Regions from separate parts of the Homo sapiens genome. Here region 1 is linked to region 2. A link is a loop called in an ENCODE intact Hi-C map of the cell type or tissue named here. Cell type or tissue: heart right ventricle. All regions are shown on one strand. Each heading gives the region's core, and the rest is flanking DNA. Links, peaks and the distances in the headings are about the cores only.

The links. Hi-C counts contacts between places; a loop is a spot of excess contacts. Peaks named below come from ENCODE experiments on the same cell type or tissue, not always from the same donor. Only the 100,000 strongest peaks of a DNase experiment are listed, where the experiment ranks them.
Region 1: a loop joins it to region 2, with 2.2 times the contacts of the local background. A loop is called at or near these places in 11 of 110 quality-filtered maps.

What each region holds. Positions count from the first base shown.
Region 1 is chr16:19,110,960-19,119,283 of GRCh38, forward strand. It overlaps ITPRIPL2 (ITPRIP like 2), which reads left to right and starts at 3,005. Exons shown (of 1, transcript NM_001034841.4): 1 at 3,005-8,324. The coding sequence starts at 3,503. The coding sequence ends at 5,110. RefSeq lists silencers at 3,007-3,106, 3,197-3,566. In heart right ventricle, for the core only: CTCF peaks have their summits at 3,000 and 4,268; DNase peaks (open chromatin) are centred at 2,962, 3,802 and 8,162; H3K4me3 peaks cover 5,841 bases; H3K27ac peaks cover 6,918 bases.
Region 2 is chr16:19,175,306-19,183,632 of GRCh38, forward strand. It overlaps SYT17 (synaptotagmin 17), which reads left to right. Exons shown (of 8, transcript NM_016524.4): 4 at 5,086-5,234; 5 at 8,223-8,327. LOC124903658 (a long non-coding RNA gene) reads right to left here. Exons shown (of 2, transcript XR_007065012.1): 1 at 8,158-8,327; 2 at 5,443-6,141. Among named protein-coding and RNA genes, the nearest start is that of SYT17, 11 kb to the left of the region's middle. In heart right ventricle, for the core only: a CTCF peak has its summit at 4,794 (motif pointing left); a DNase peak (open chromatin) is centred at 4,786.

The sequences.
Region 1 (8,324 bases), core at 325-8,324, 64 kb before region 2:
TAGAGCATTGCCATTATTTGTATAGTTGGAGATAGCATACCACTATATCTGCCAGGGGAAAAATAAACCACTCTGTTGGTAGCACTCCATTTTATAGATCGGGAGATAGAAGCAAAGATAGGTTAAGAGAGTTATCCAAAAGAGGTGGCCAGCTGTCATCTCTGCATGTCAAAACATCTCATCCATCTTTTTCCAGCCGCAGCAACATGACTTTCCTTGGGGGAGAGACACCCCTTCCCACAGTTCCCACAGTTTGAACAGGGCTGACTCCACCTCTTGGTTCCAGGGCTGGGTACCCAACTGTATTAGTCAGCTCAGGCTGCCTCTACAAATACCATAGATTGGGTGGCTCCAACAACAGAAATTTATTTTCTCATAGCTCTGGAGGTTAGAAAGTCCAAAATCAAGGTCTGGTAGCATTCCGCTTCTGGTGAGGGCTTTTCTCCAGGCTTGCAGATGGTCTTTCTTTGGTCCAACCACATGGAGAGAGAGCCGTCTCTCTTTCTTCCTCTTATAAGGTCACCAATCCTATCAGATTAGGACCCTATCTTTCTGACCTCATTTAACCTAAATTACTGCCGAAAAGCCCTATCTCCAAATACAGTCACATTGGCCGTTAAGGTTTCAACATAGATTTGGATTGGAGTTGGTGGGGGCACTACCTGGGCAATGCTAATCAGTGCATTCCCTTGCTTGGTGACTTTAGCATATGACCCAAAACTATCCCAAGTCATGGCATTTACCACAACTTTGAGAAAAGCAAGCCTCTCTGGCCAGGCGCGGTGGCTCACGCCTGTAATCCCAGCACTTTGGGAGGCTGAGGTGGGCAGATCACCTGAGGTCAGGAGTTCAAGACCAGCCTGGACAACATGGTGAAACCCCATCTCTACTAAAAATACAAAAATTAGCCAGGCGTGGTGGCGCATGCCTGTAATCCCAGCTACTCAGGAGGCTGAGGCATGAGAATCACTTGAACCCAGGAGGTGGAGGTTGCAGTGAGCTGAGATCGTGCCACTGCACTCCAGCCTGGGCAACAGAGTGAGACTCTGTCTTTAAAACAAACAAACAACAAACAAACAAACAAACAAAAACAGGAAAGGCTCTCTTTTCTTCTGCACTGAAGACAATGTGAGACTACAGCAGCCAAGGGCATATGGAGGACCTGTGGGGAGGACAGCCCACTTAAAAAGCAGAGAGCTAAGAAGTGAAGGGAGAACAGGTCTGCATAGCATTGAGGCACCTAGATTCAGCTGTACCTGAAATCCCCTCATGGATCTCAGTTAACATGATACAATAATGTGTGTGTGTGTGTGTGTCTATGCGTGCGTGCACTTAAGCCAGTTGGAGCTGTGTTTCTGTCACTTGCAAACCTAAGAATCTTGACTGGTAGATGATGATCTCATAGCTAATATTAGTAGATGGGATCTGAAGGCAGATCTGCTTAGCTCTCAGGGGCCCAATTTAGGATTTACTGGGAACAACCCAGAAGCCATCTTTTGAGTCCTGGTTCCCAGGTGGCAGCTGGGTTCTAACATGTTTTAATATATTCACCCTTGCTCTCTTTAAAGGTCAGTGCCAGCAAAGAAGGTGTAATGAGTGTGAATAAAGAAAGACAATTATTTAAATAGATCAGATTATTTCAGGAAGTGCTCCCTGTTATGAAACAAAACAAGCTTCCTAGGACTGAGGTTCCAATGTAGACCCAGACAAAGGACCCCCAAAATTCCCAGCAGATGAGGAAGAGACCTTCCCTGGGCCCCCTCCTGGGAGTTCCACCCCTTGGTTTCTGCCCAGCTCTACAAAGGCTGTGTAACCTTGTGGGGGAGGGGGGAAGGGGGGCAGCTGAACCTGCCTGAGCTGAACCTGTTTGTGCCCCTTTCCTCCACTGGGAAAATAATTTTATTTTAATTTCATTTCATTTTATTTATTTTATTTTTTCAGAGACAAGAGTCTTGCTCTGTCACTCAGGCTGGAGTGCAATGATGCTATCATAGCTCACTGCAGCCTCGAATTCCTGGCCTCACTCAAGCGATCTTCTCGCCGCCTCGGCTTCCCAAAGTGCTGGGATTACAGGGGTGAACCAGCATGTTCCGATGAAGTCTCAGGCCAAATGTCACCCCTGTCATCCTCTGGTTTCCACAGGGTAGCCAGCACCTTCTCACTCCCTCGGGCACTTTTGTTTATTTTAGAGCGTTTTCTTGCTGTGGAATCCTTCCCCCCACTTTTTTTTTTTTTTTTTTTTTTTTTGAGACGGAGTCTCACTCTGTCACCCAGGCTGGAGTACAGTGGCGCGATCTCGGCTCACGGCAGCCTCCGCCTCCCGGATTCAAGCGATTCTCCTGCCTGAACCTCCCGAACAGCTGGGATTACAGGCGCGTGCCACTACGCCTGGCTAATTTTTGTATTTTTAGTAGAGATGGGGGGCGGGGGGGGGGGTCTCACCATGTTGGCCAGGCTAGTCTCGAACTACTGACCTTAAATGATCCGCCCACTTCGGCCTCTCAAAGTGCTGGGATTACAGGCGTGAGACACTGCGCCCAGCCCCTTCCTTTTTTGATTCCCATTTTTACAAGGCTGTAAGCTTCACGAAGGACAGAAACCTTGTCCATCTTGTCAACTATGATTTCCCCAGCACTGTGGCTCCGACCTGGCACATGGTAGGTGCTCGGTGAATACTGGTTTGAACAGACGACTGCGGCAGACGGCAAGGGCCACTCCTGTGCCAGGGCCTGCCACGCCACCGCAGCTTGTGCGGTGGGGGTGGGGAGGACTGGACAGTCTGGCTGTGCGCCCTTTTCTCCTTTTCAACGTCCCAGTATAACTTCAAGGGAGCGCAACTCCAGAGGCTCCCTGGACGAAGCTACCGCCCCGGAATCAGGGCCTTCCCAATTCTGCCTTCGGGGAGGGAGGATGGGGGTGGGCCGCGGGAGGCCAGTTCCAAGAGCGTCCTGAAGTCCCTCCCGCCGCCCCGCGTCGCTTTAAGGCGGAGGCCCGGGAGGGGGCCGACCCGGCTCGCCAGCTCCACGCTCGGCTCCAGACTCCGGCATTTCCTCCCCGCTAGCTGGCGCGGCCTCGCCTCCCCCTCGGAAGAGGAAACTCCCGGGGTCCGAGTAACAGGGTCAGGCGCGGAGAGGAGCGGCGGGAGAGCCAGGAGGGCCGCCCAGGGTAGGAGGCGAGCCAGGCCGGGCCAGAAGCTGGCCGACGGCGGCGCGCGGGGGCGCCGGGCGGGGAGGGCCGCTGGGCCGGACTCAGCGCGCAGCCGGGGCAGGGCGCGGCCCGGGGCCCGAGAGCGCAGGGCGGGCCGCAGCTGGAAGGAACACTTGAGCTGGGAGAGGAGGCCGAGCTGGAGGGCGGCCTCCCTCGGGCCTGCGTTCGGGAAGCCGCCGCGGAGGAGGAGACGGGGACAGCGGGGCTGCCCGGGCGCTGTGCGCATGCTGGGCTTGGGTCGCCGCCGGGGCTTGCCCCCTGGGCTGCTCGGCCACCGCCGCCCCGGGCGCCCGGCATGTCGGTGCACTACACCCTCAATCTACGCGTCTTCTGGCCCCTGGTGACCGGCCTGTGCACCGCCCTGGTGTGCCTCTACCATGTCCTGCGGGGAAGCGGGGGCGCCCGGGCCGAGCCCGCCGACGGCGTGGATGGCGGCTTCCCGTTGCTTAAGGTGGCCGTCCTGCTCCTCCTCAGCTATGTCCTCCTGCGCTGTCGCCACGCTGTCCGGCAGCGCTTCCTGCCCGGGTCTCCCCGTCTGGAGGGTCACGCCGCCTTCTCCTCGAGACACTTCCGAGAGCCGGGCCTCAGCATCCTGCTGGAGAGTTACTACGAGCATGAGGTGCGCCTGTCTCCGCACGTGTTGGGCCACAGCAAGGCGCACGTGAGCCGGATCGTGGGCGAGCTGGTGCGGGCTGGCCGCGCCCGGGGGTCCCCCGGTCTCATTCCTGGGGGAGCGCTGGCCTTGGCCTTCCGCGGAGACTTCATCCAGGTGGGCAGCGCCTACGAGCAACATAAAATCCGCCGGCCCGACAGCTTCGACGTGCTGGTGCCACTGCGCCTCCCGCCGCTTGTGGCGCTGGAGCCACGGAGCCTGGGCGAGGAGCCAGCGCTGGCCCCGGCCTTCCGCGGCTGCTTCTTGTGCGCCCTCAAGGCACCACCCTCACCATCGGGGGCCTCGGGGGGCCACTGGCTTCGGGACTGCAAACCCTTTGCTGATGCCTTCTGCGTGGATGTGCGCGGGCGGCGTCACCTCTCTGCTACTCTGGTGCTGCGCTGGTTCCAGTCGCATCTGCAGCGCTCCTTGGCCACTGTGCGTTACAGCCTGGAGGGGCGCTGTCGGGTCACCTTGACCCCAGGTGGCCTGGAACAGCCCCCCACCTTACACATCTTGCCCTGCCGCACTGACTACGGCTGCTGCCGCCTTTCTATGGCTGTGCGTCTCATCCCCGCTGTCCATCTGGGAGATGGGGTCTTCCTTGTGGCGCCACCACCGCCACCCTTGCCCAGCGCGCCCCTGTTGGAGCTCCCTGAGGGCCTGCGTGCGGAGGCACTGTGGGGTGTGAACACAGCACGCCAGGAGCAGAAGCTGCTGAGTTGGCTGCAGGAACGGGCAGCTCCAGGTGCCTGCTACCTCAAGTGCCTGCAGTTGCTTAAGGCTCTGCGCGATCTGGGGGCCCGTGGGCTGGACTCAGCGGCCGCCACCCAGTGGGGACGCATCCTATCCTCATATGTGCTCAAGACAGTGCTGCTGGCAGTGCTGCTGCGCAAGGGGGCCCCTGGGCAAGGCTGGGACGAGGAGCACCTGGGAAGGTGTTTGGAGGAGTTGGTGCAGTTCCTTAGGGACTGCCTGCTGCGACGCCATACGCTCTTCCACTGCGTCCTGGGCCCTGGTGGGGCGGCTGCCGAGGTGGGTCCCCTGCCCAAGGCACTGAGGGAAGCCGCCCCAGTTGACCTCCTGGCCGCTTTCGACGGGCACGCCCGGGAACTTGCAGCAGCGCGGTTGCTGTCCACGTGGCAAAGGCTGCCCCAGCTTCTCCGGGCCTACGGGGGTCCCCGCTACCTTGCCAGGTGCCCCCCACCCCGGAGTCAGCGCACCCAGGGCTTCCTTGAAGGTGAACCGTAAACCCTGACAGCACCCCCACCTGACCAAATGCTCCTAAAGCCTTTCCCACTGGGTGGGGGTGGGAATGGCGGTGAAGCCAGTTAAATGCAAGATTGCAGAAGGCATTGGAAAATTTGGTGGCTGCCACAAGCTTTAGTGGCTTAAATATCACCTTCTCGCTTCACAGTCCAGTATAATATGACATCTTCACACCCACTAGAGTGTCCTGGGCAAACCATGGGAAGACATCCAACAGGAGACCCAAGAATTGGTTCAAATATTGTTCTGTGTAGACGGATTCTGTAGAAGGATGTGGCTTTTAGAGAAGTCCAGTAGAAGAAGCAAGAACTAGCTGCAGGGAAAGTTCCTTCTGTCGGTTTTTAGACACAGATCTCTCTGCCCAAATTAAAAAAAAACAAAACAAAACACTAAAGTTTTTGACACAATTACTTGCTAGGTACTGGGTTCCTGATTGTCTTTAAAAAGAAAAATCTGAATCTTTATTTGCAACTGGAATTGAAGTTCTATTTTAGGGGCTAATGTTTAGAGGAACATAATTTCCACTGTTCAAATTAATATTAATGTATTTTTAAAATGGTGCAATCACAGGTGTTTGACAAGATTGTCAACAAGTTAAGTCACATAGATGGAAAGGCAATCGAGAGTTGGTTAGAGAAGCTTCCAGAGAAAATAGCACTTTATATTGATCAATTCACTCATTTTGTGGTAATTGCTAGCACCAAGCATTGCATCTGAAAGGGAAGCCAGTTATATTTATTATTAAATGTACAACCTTGAAAAGCAGCCAGCATGCTTGCCTAACTAACATCGCCGCAGGCCACAAGCTGGGATATGTACCTGTCCGTCAACATCCATTCATTAAACTACCTACTACCAGCCAGAGATGTCTGGAACCAAAGTAGCAACCAAATACATATTCAAGACAACACTGGTGAAGGCATAAAACATGTTGGCTTTGGAGAAAGATGTGTTTTAGGCTTTGCCTGTAAAGGTGTTTCTCCAAGGCTGGCTGCTGGCTGGAGACAGAAAACTTTTTTGTTTTAAGGTTTTTAGCAAACTCCTTCACAAAGAGATTTCTTTCTGAGCTTAATGAGCTAATGAAGAGGAAATGCCTGCTGCTTAGCATGTGGTTTGTGCTGGGTCTCTAACCATTGATGGTTCTTCCTTGTCCAGGCAGTCTTACGTGGTCCAAGAGACCTGTTGATTCAGCACAGGTCTTGCAAAACATTTCACTTATAGTTCAGTATCTTGGGCTCTGTGCTTGAAGATCAGTTACTCCCTGGTCGTGGGCAGAGGAGACAAATTAGGAAAAGAGCAAGGGAGACAGCCCTTGACGGCAGTCTGTCTCTTTTCTCTTTAGGTGTCAGTATCACCAGGTTGGGTGTATTTTGCAGCTGGGAGGAGCCGGTCCTGGAATTCTTCCTTGTTCTCCCAAATTTATAACAGTCCTCAATTGCAGTTTAAGTTCAGCATGGCCCCTCATCTGCTTGCCTGATTGGAAATGCAGCCAGTCCAAGTGTTACAAATTGGGATTTTTTTGTTTTCTAAATAAAAACATGTACTTCCTCAGACTCTTAAAGCTAAAATTTGGAAGACAGAAATGCCTATGTGAATAGAATCATTGTTGAAGTTCTGAGCTCTTTTGAGGGAACTCTATAAGCCTTCTTTCTTTAGGGGATCCACTTGCCTGCTGTGGGAAATCATAGTGAGTGATTTACAGGAATCCTTCTCCTCCAAGCTGCATTGGCTTCTTATATCCTTTGCGACCTTGGGCTGAAAGAGAAACAGCTGCAAATGTTGTGCTGTCTCTTTGAGGTTGTCTTGGGGACAGTTCCCCGCAAAGGTCATTCCTAGCTTTTGAGGTCAATGTTGGGTCATAAGGTACTGCATTGTGCAAAGAAGTCAGTCTGCTAACTTTATGCAAAGATAGAAACTGCACGGTATTTTTTAAAATTAGTTTTTAAAATAAATGCCAAGAGTAGATCTTATATATATATATATGTATACATATTTTATATATATATATATTTCCATACTCAACCACAACTTCCTCTGTACTCATTGTTTACTACAGTGGGGGACATCAAGGGTTGGAAGGATTATAAAGCTTTAAGGCTGGGCGTGGTGGCTCACGCCTGTAATCCCAGCACTTTGGGAGGCGAGGTGGGCGGATCACCTGAGGTCAGGAGTTCAAGACCAGCCTAGCCAACATAGTGAAACTCTGTCTCTACTAAAAAATACAAAAATTAGCTGGGCGTGGTGGCGGGCGCCTGTAATCCCAGATACTCGGGAGGCTAAGGCAGGAGAATCACTTGAACCCGGGAGGTGAAGGTTGCAGAGAGCCAAGATCACACCACTGCACTCCAGCCTGGGTGACCGAGCGAGACTCCGTCTCAAAAAAAAAAAAAAAAAGCTTTAAAAAGCTGAATTTTAGAAATATTTCTAGCAGTGTCAGTGAGTTCCTCTTTTAATAGTGTTTTAAAGTATAAATCTGGTAACATACTGTTCTTGTAGTTTTTTGTTAGTTTTGTTTTTCAGGTTAATTACCCAAAGCCTCATCCATCCTCAAGGTTTTTAAATTTTATTTTTTTAAAATAAATTGTGCATTGTATTTGTGAATTTTTAAAATATTACTGTTTTATTTAAATGCCATGCTGAGCAATTGTTCTCTGTACATGGTAACCAAAACTTAGAGATTTCGATCAATTTTGATCAATGTTTAGTAAACCAAAACATGTACTGTGTACAACGGAAATAATATGGCATATTAGCCAGGCATGATGGTTGCCCAAGACAGTTAAATTAAGCTCAATTCTGTATTTTATTAGGGCTCTGTTATGTCCTTCATCTGAAATGTACACATTTTTGGTGTATGCTTGGTACTGGAGATTCATATATGCAAATATTCTCATGCAAGAAGTTCCACAGTAACAACAGCAAAAAGAAAAAATTAGTTGTCCAGCCAGTGCTGGAGGAAAATGTTTCTGGGGAAGATGACTCAGTCATTTTGTGGCGAGACACCCTTTGGTAACTCCCACTGACCAGTCTTGGGAGCCTTCCTGGAATGATCGTGGGCTGAGCGGAGATGTTTTTTGCAAAATGAAACTGAAGCTGAAAGAAAGGAGAATTCGAGTGAACCAAGAGAAATCCAAAGACCTGGGGAAGGAGGACTTAAGATGAAAGTGAAGCAAGAGAGGGAAGGGGAAATGAAGTG
Region 2 (8,327 bases), core at 211-8,210:
TCCTACAGGTGTGTGTAGAGTTGAGATTTTTGGTGAAAGCAACTCATTAATCAAGAGATAATTCACAGCCGGGTGCCGTGGCTCTCATCTGTAATCCCAGTGCTTTGGGAGACTGAGGTGGGAGGACTGCTTGAGGTCAGGAGTTTAAGACCAGCCTGGGCAACACGATGAGACCCCTATCTCTACAAAAATTTAAAAAATTAGCTGGGCACGTTGGTGCCTAGAGTTCCAGTTCTTCGGGAGGCTGAGTTGGAAGGATCGTTTGAGCCTGGAAAGTCAGGGCTGCAGTGAGCTATAATCACGCCACTGCAGTCCAGCTTGCGCAACAGAGCAAGACTTCAAAAAAAAAAAAAAAAAAAAAAGGATTCTACTGGTCTATGTAGCAGAAGTTAGTTCAGTCCATCTGATGTCCTTAAAGCTATGCTCACAAGAATGCTATCTCCATGTGGGCAGGGAGTTTTGCCTGCCTTGTTCACTCAGAAAAAGTTGTTGACTGACAGACTATCCTGCAGGCAGAACTTGCATCCTGAAAGTGCCAATCATCAGTTGAAAAGTTAATCTCAGTTCCTTTTGTAGTTATTTCTTAAGTACAGTGTGCCAGGCGCTGTGGTATACACAGGGCTAGATAGGGTCCTGTGACCATGCTCAGGGAATTTTCAGTCTCACGTAGGAGGTAAGGCAGGTATGTAAGTCAGGTTGCCCCCTAGAGTTGTGCATTTACACCCTGCATTCCATATATGACAGTCCTGCATAAGACCTTGTTATGAAAGAATCAGGAATGATGGCTTCAGGCATAGCTGGATCCAGGAGCAGAAATCATGTCATCAGAGCCTTTCTCTCTCTCTCTTTCTTTCTCTGTTTCTTCTGTATTGGCCTCATTGTTAAGCTTGTTTTCTCCATGTGGCAGCACTAGACTTGCATTCTGTTGCGGTTGCATAAAAAACGAACAAACAAACAAAACAAAACCAGGAAAGACTCTTATTAGCCTGGCTCGGGTTATGTACCAATCACTTTCACTTGGAGGAAATGGTGCTAGAATCATGCCAGTTACCTGCCCACCCAGGAAACCAGGGAGATGGTCATTTCCACCAGAAACACAGGAACTGAACTATTAGACCAGGGGTTGGCAAACTTTTAAAGGACCAAATAATAAATATATTAGCCTCATGGGCCATATGGTCTCTGTTGCAGCTACTTATTTCTACCATTGTTATGCAGAAGCAGCTGTAGACAGTAAATGAACGGGCACGTCTGTGTTTCATTAACACTTCATTTACAAAATCAGGCAGTGAATTTGGCTTTGTAGTTTGCAGACCCCTGTAATAGACAATTGGGGTATTGTGACTAGAGGGGAGGAAATTGACTAGAGAGGTGGGCAGACATCACCCCTTGTAGAGATAGGCGTCTCATTGTGTTGCCCAGGCTGGTCTTAAACTCCTGACCTCAAGCAGTCCTCCCACCTCAGCCTCCCAAAGCACTGGGATTACAGGTGAGAGCCGCGGCAACCGGCTGTGAATTATCGCTTGATTAATGAGTTGCTTTCACCAAAAATCTCAACTCCACACACACCTGTAGGATTCAGGCCACAACTACATCTAGGAAGAGCTGGGGGAGCCTGCAAGCTTAGGCTGAGTTGGGTCTTGAATGCCAGAGTAAGGAATCTGGATTTTCTTCGATACCAGCGGAGACCCCTCACAGGTGTTGAGTATCACAGCCAGGTACCTGTTTGCCCCCTAGATATCCAAATGTTGAGTGTTACAGATGCACAGCCTAGGTTCTCATGTTGAGCTGGAGGACAGTTGCGTTTTGCCTTGACTGCTGCTAACCCTTTGTGTAAGCAGGGGCAAGGGGGCTGGGACCCTCTGGGAAGATACTTCTTTTGGTTTTGCCACTAGTAGAGAAGTGGACTGGAACTTTCCCAGCAGGGCCAATACACCACAAAATTCCAGGTGGCGCCATTCACATGGTGGCCATTATGAATGGCACCACCTAGGGTTGTGCAGTCTACAGACTGAACAGCTGTGCGTGACCTTTGTGCTTCCCAGGATGAATGAGGTCTCTTCTGAACACTGGGCAGTGCTTAATACAGTTTTGACACTCAGCATAATGCAAAACGGTAAGAGAAATCTGTAAAGGGAAGATGGCTAAATCATTCAGAAAGTAAATTTACAGCTTTGTGTTTTCCCCAGATTTATTTACCAAGTGGGCAGCTGCATGTTATCAAACAGACAGGAAGTAGAAATGTCAAGTGTATGGGCTTTGCAGTGCTGTTCCTACTGCGACATTTGAGCCAAGAACCATGGGACTTGCCTCTGTGGACTGGCATGTGGCAGATGAGCTGGCCCTTTGTGTGTGCTCTGCGTGTGATCTTGGGGATACATTAATTGTCACATATGCTCATGTCCTGTGGGCCCCCAACTTTTCTTGGCTGGGCTGGGCTGGTGAAGATTAGGAAAACTGCACAATCTGACTGGTGCTTTTTGAAGCAATGCCAGAAAGACCCTCATTGAAGAGTGAATTAAAGTCAAGTTGGTTGATTGTTTGTCGAACAAGCACATATTGAATGCCTACAATGTGCAGAGCTCTTACAGCCCTCTCAGAGATGCCCCACTTGGCGATTGGGAGTGTGTGCCATTTAGAGTTTAGCATTACTGGCTTAGCTGGGGTTCTGCCTTTTAACAGTGGTGCAAATTAGTTATTCATCCTTCTCCCAACCTGTATTAGTTTGTTTTCTGTTGTGATAAAGGGATACCCAAGACTGGGTAAGGTTCAAGTGATTCTCCTTTTTTTTTTTTTGAGACGGAGTCTAGCTCTGTCGCCCAGGCTGGAGTGCAGTGGTGCAATCTCGCTCACTGCAAGCTCTGCCTCCCGGGTTCATGCCATTCTCTTGCCTCAGCCTCCCGAGTAGCTGGGACTACAGGCGTCCGCCACCACGCCCGGCTAATTTTTTGTATTTTTTTTAGTAGAGATGGGGTTTCACCGTGTTAGCTAGGATGGTCTCGATGTCCTGACCTCGTGATCCACCCGCCTCAGCCTCCCAAAATGCTGGGATTACAGACGTGAGCCACCGTGCCCGCCCAGTTTCAAGTGATTCTCATGCCTCAGCCTCCCAAGTAGCTGGGACTGCAAGTGCATGCCACCACGTCAGGTTAATTTTTGTACTTTTAATAGAGATGGGGTTTCGCCATGTCGGCCGGGTTGGTCTCGAACCCCTGACCTCAAGTGATCCACCCACCTCAGCCTCCCAAAGTCCTGGGATTACAGGCATGAGCCACCATGCCTAGCTCCTGATAACACTTTTGAAGAACATCAGATCAGTCTCATCTCATGCACAGGATGCGTCTGAAGACCTCACAGCATTCAAAACTTGCATTTTTCAAGACGAGTTTTCCCATAGGCTTTAATGTCAAGTTGGGGGGTATGCAGCCTCGGAAGGCATAAATCTACAGCCATTATGGCTTAGGGGCATGTTATTAGCAGCATCAGTCTCAAAACGACGTCACCAGCTGTTTTTCTACCTCCTTTCCCATCCCTCCAGCATCCTTACCTAGCTTTATGAGTATTGGGGGGGATCTTAAAGCCACCCCAGTTGTAATAATATCAACTAAGCTGGGCATGGAGGCATGCATCTATAGTCCCAGCTACTCAAGAGGCTGAGGGCGGGAGGATCACTTTGAGCCCAGGAGTTCGAGTCCAGCCTGGGCAACATAGTGAGACCCTGTTTCTTAAAAAAAAAAACAATGAATTGATCGATCAATCAATAAAAAATGTTTCAAGATGTATTGAGCAGCTGTTTACTACGCAACCAAGCACTGTTCTAAGCATTTTATTTATTTTTGAGACAGGGTCTCTTGCTGTGTCACCCAGGCTGGAGTACAGTGGCACAATCATAGCCCACTGCAGCCTCAAACTCCTGGGCTCAAGCAGTCCTCCCGCCTTAGCCTCCCAAGTAACTATGACTACAAACACAGACCACCATGCCCAGCTAATTTAAAAAATTTTTTTGTAGAAACAGAGTTCTGCCATGTTGCCCAGGCTGATCTCAAACTTTCGAGCTCAAGTGATCCTCCTGCCTTAGCTTCCCAAAGTTTACATTCTTCACAAAGTTTACAGCTGTGGGCCACCATGCCCAGCCAACTTTCAGTAGAGATGGGTCCTGCTGTGTTGCCCAGGCTGGTCTCAAACTCCTGGCCTCAAGGGATCCTCCTGCCTTGGCCTCCCAAAATGCTGGGATTATATGTGTGAGCCACCATGCTCGGCCTCTACGCATTTTATATGTGTTAACTCATTCAGTGTTTACAACCACCGTATAATGTGGGTACTGTCAATATTTCCACTTTACAGATGGGGAAATGGAGGTACGGGAGGGGAAAGGGACTTGCCCCAGCACCCAGCCAGGGTTCAGCCCCAGCGGTTCTCTCAATGACTACCCTGTATCGTCTTCCTTCTCCATCCACCCCTACATCCTCCTTCCCAATTTCTCAGCAGTTCTTTATTGGGAGCACATTGAGTCACGGCTGCTGCTAATTTATAGCTATTTCTTTACATCAAACTTCTGTTCAGAAATTGTTGATTTTCAGGGCCATTTCTGCCGCGCAAAGAACCCTTGAGTGACATTGTTATAGGATATTTTTAAAAGATCTTAAATTATAGACACAGTGACTGTTGAAATACCAGGACACTTGTAACCAAAAGCAGAAGTTCGGATGCCTATAAAACAACCAGACGGTTCACTCCAGGCTGGAGATTGACAGGTCTCGGGCTTCACTGAGCCAAAGTGGCGCCCCCACGTGGCGACAGCTTAACTTTACACAGCTCTCCACCCAACCCCAGCTTTGAAATTATGCAAGTTCTTGACAGATTGTTCTAAATTGGGGAATATTTCTTCATATCATTTCACATTTTGTGCAAAAAGCAAGACGTTGTTGAGAGTTTAAGGACACCACACTGTCAAATTTGCATTATTCCATGTTGCATAAAATGAGTCTGAGAGCGGTTTCATCGTGGGTCTTAACCCCCAAGGGACAGAGATGCCAGTCCCCGGGGATTCCTGGACAGCTACTGAGACCTCTTCCCTTCCTATAGGATGGCCAGCCGGAGCAGTGACAAGGATGGTGACTCTGTCCACACGGCCAGCGAAGTCCCGCTGACCCCACGGACCAATTCCCCGGATGGAAGACGCTCGTCCTCAGACACATCCAAGTCTACATACAGCCTGACGCGGAGGATTTCGAGTAAGTATCTCTGCTTTACCTTTCTGGGGGCCCTGGCTGGCTTTCCCAGACACTCTCCCACGGAGAGTCATGAAGGGCAGTGTTATTGCTGGGGGAGGGCGGCAGAGTGGGATGACAGTCCAGGAGACAGGGCGAGAGAGAGATAATGACGGTGTGACAGAGGAGGGCATCACACCTGATTGCTGCTGAGTTTAATCAAAAGCAATCATTTTGATTGATTTTTGCTTTATTAATTTTAAGTTTGATTGAATTGGCTGAATTGATTAACATTGTCAGTGTATATCATTTCAGATTCTGAAAGATGAGTGTGGCTATATTATATAGCAGGGTTTGTCAATTCTGGTGACTTTGGGAGCTAGGCGGGTTGCATCAGTGGCCAAGTGCAGAGGTTGCATAGAGATAAACATTGCCTGAGTGCAGTGACAAATGGCAGCTGCCGCTCTGTCTGGAGAGTTACTAGGGCAGGGTGGGGACTTCGGTCAATTGAAAAGCAAATGCCCCATTGAAAGGGGGCCAGGGTGTCTGCTACTCAGCTCTGGCCAATGGTAGCTGTATGGGATTGGGGGCTCCGTATTGTCTGATCTTTGTAAAGAGATATTGGCAATCTGGGTTTTTTTATGTGAAACATTCTTACTTTCAAGCCTAAACAAAATGTATGTGTGGCCATCAAATTTGACCACCCAATTTGTCCACTCTGTTGTGTGGCGTATGTGTTTGACCAAACAGCATGATTTGGGTGAGGAGGAAAAAGGAGGACAAACACCCAGAGGCTCCCAACCTCCTTCTGCTCCACAAAAGTATCTCTGCTCTGTGTGAACCGATGTCTGAAATTCACCAGACAGAGGGAAAAGCTTCAAATGCATGAAACAAATCCATTCAGGTGGAGATCATTGGTGTCCAACCTTTCCTGGGGATAGAGGGAAAAGAAAAAAGTAGAAAAAAAAAGAGTTCAAGGGCATGAAATAGTGAAACAGAGGGAGCACTGGATTTCTTTAGGCCTCAGTCTTCCCATTTGTAAAATGAGAGGGCTGGTCTAGAGCTGCGCTGTCTGGTATAACAATCACTAGACACACGTAGCTGTTGAGCACGTAAATGGTGTGAGACTGAATCTTACTGATGTTCTGTAAGTGCAAAATACATACTGGACTTTCAGGACAGTGAGGAAAAAAAAAAAAAAAGTCTGGGCGCGGTGGCTCATGCCTGTAATCCCAGCACTTTGGGAGGCCGAGGCGGGAGGATCACCTGAGGTCAGGACTTCGAGACCAGCCTGGCTAACATGGTGAAACCCCATCTCTACTAAAAATACAAAATTAGACGGGCATGGTAGCGCATGCCTGTAATCCCAGCTACCTGGGAGGCTGAGGCAGGAGAATCGGTTGAACCCGGGAGGTGGAGGTTGCAGTGAGCCGAGATTGCACCACTACACTCCAGCTCAGGCAACAAAAATGAAACTCTGTCTCAAAAAAAAAAAAAAAAAGAGAGAGAGGATTTAAAGTATCTCACTAAAATATTTTTATATTGGTTCCATGTTGAAATGAGTATACATTGGATATAGTGGGTTAAATAAAATAAAATATTAAAATTAATTTTGCAGGCTGGGCGCGGTGGCTCACGCCTGTAATCCCAGCACTTTGGGAGGCCGAGGCAGGCAGATAGCTTGAGGCCAGGAGTTCAAGACCATCCTGGCCAACATGATGAAATTCCATCTCTATTAAAAATGCAAAAATGGGCCAGGTGTGGTGGTATACAACTGTAGTCCCAGCTACTTGAGAGGCTGAGCCATGAGATTCACTTGCACCTGGAAGGTGGAGGTTGCAGTGAGCCGAGATCCGCCACTGCACTCCAGCCTGGACGATAGAGCAAGACTCTGTCTCAAAATAAATAAATAAAATTAAATGAATTTTGCCCTTTTATTTGCATATTTTAAAAGTCGTGGCTGCCAGAACATTTTAAGTTACATGTGTGGCTTGCATTTCTGGCTTGCGTTATCTTTCTATGGACAGTGTGGGCCTAGGTAATTTCTAAGTCTCATGCCCAGCTCTGAACACAGGTTATCTCCATTTAGCATACATCTATCAGAGTACCTCCCATGCCTCTGGCAAATGTCTCATAAAGACAACTGTTTGGGCAATTAGCAAGAATGCCATGAGCTCATTGCTAGAAGAGAGGGATGTGCAAAGGTTGGAATAATGAACTTGGGATCAATGCATTCTGCTGGTTCATGGAAGGGAGAGAGGCGGCCCGTAAGCGGTGAGGTTTGAATATGAACCTTGAAGAAGTACAGTCGTTCCCATTTATTGGTCTGTGCCTACGGGCACATTCTGTGCCATGCTCTTTTCATGCCCTGGCTCAGTGAATCTTCACCACATTCTTTGAGGTAGGTGCCGTTATTGACTCTATTTTACTGATGGGAAAACAGAGTCCCAGAGAGTCAAAAGAATATGCCCGGAGTCACATGGCTCACTGGTAATGAGTACACGAGTAGTGAGTAAGTGGCTGAGATGGAATTCCACCCAGGCACTCTGGTCCCAGAGCTCACTCTCTTAAAGTGGAGACATCGTAGGATAATGGTTAGAGCCAGACTCTGGGGTCAGCTAGACCAGCCTGACCCCTGGCTCCTACACTTGCAAGTGTGTGACCTTCAGAAAGTTACTTAAAGCTTCTGTTTCCTCGTCTATAAAGTGGGGATAATAGTAATTATCTAATAATTCAAGGGGATGTGAAGATTGTGATTGCACATATGCGATGATGTAGTGTACACAGTCCATTAGAGCAGTGCCTGGCACTTAGCTGCTGTGATGATGGCAAGGTGTCAATAGTGCCACCAAACTATCTGTCACAGAATCAGTGAGTATTTCAGAGTGTGGAGAAAGATGGCAAAGGTCATTCTGAAGCAGAGTAAACAATGCAAGAATCTGCTTACCTGCAAAGTGGCCCAGGTCTGCCCCGTATGTGGCTGTCTTCATTGTTATTTCTGGTGGCTCTCAGGTCTTGAGTCAAGACGTCCCAGCTCTCCACTCATCGATATTAAACCCATCGAGTTTGGCGTTCTCAGCGCCAAGAAGGAGCCCATCCAACCTTCGGTGCTCAGAC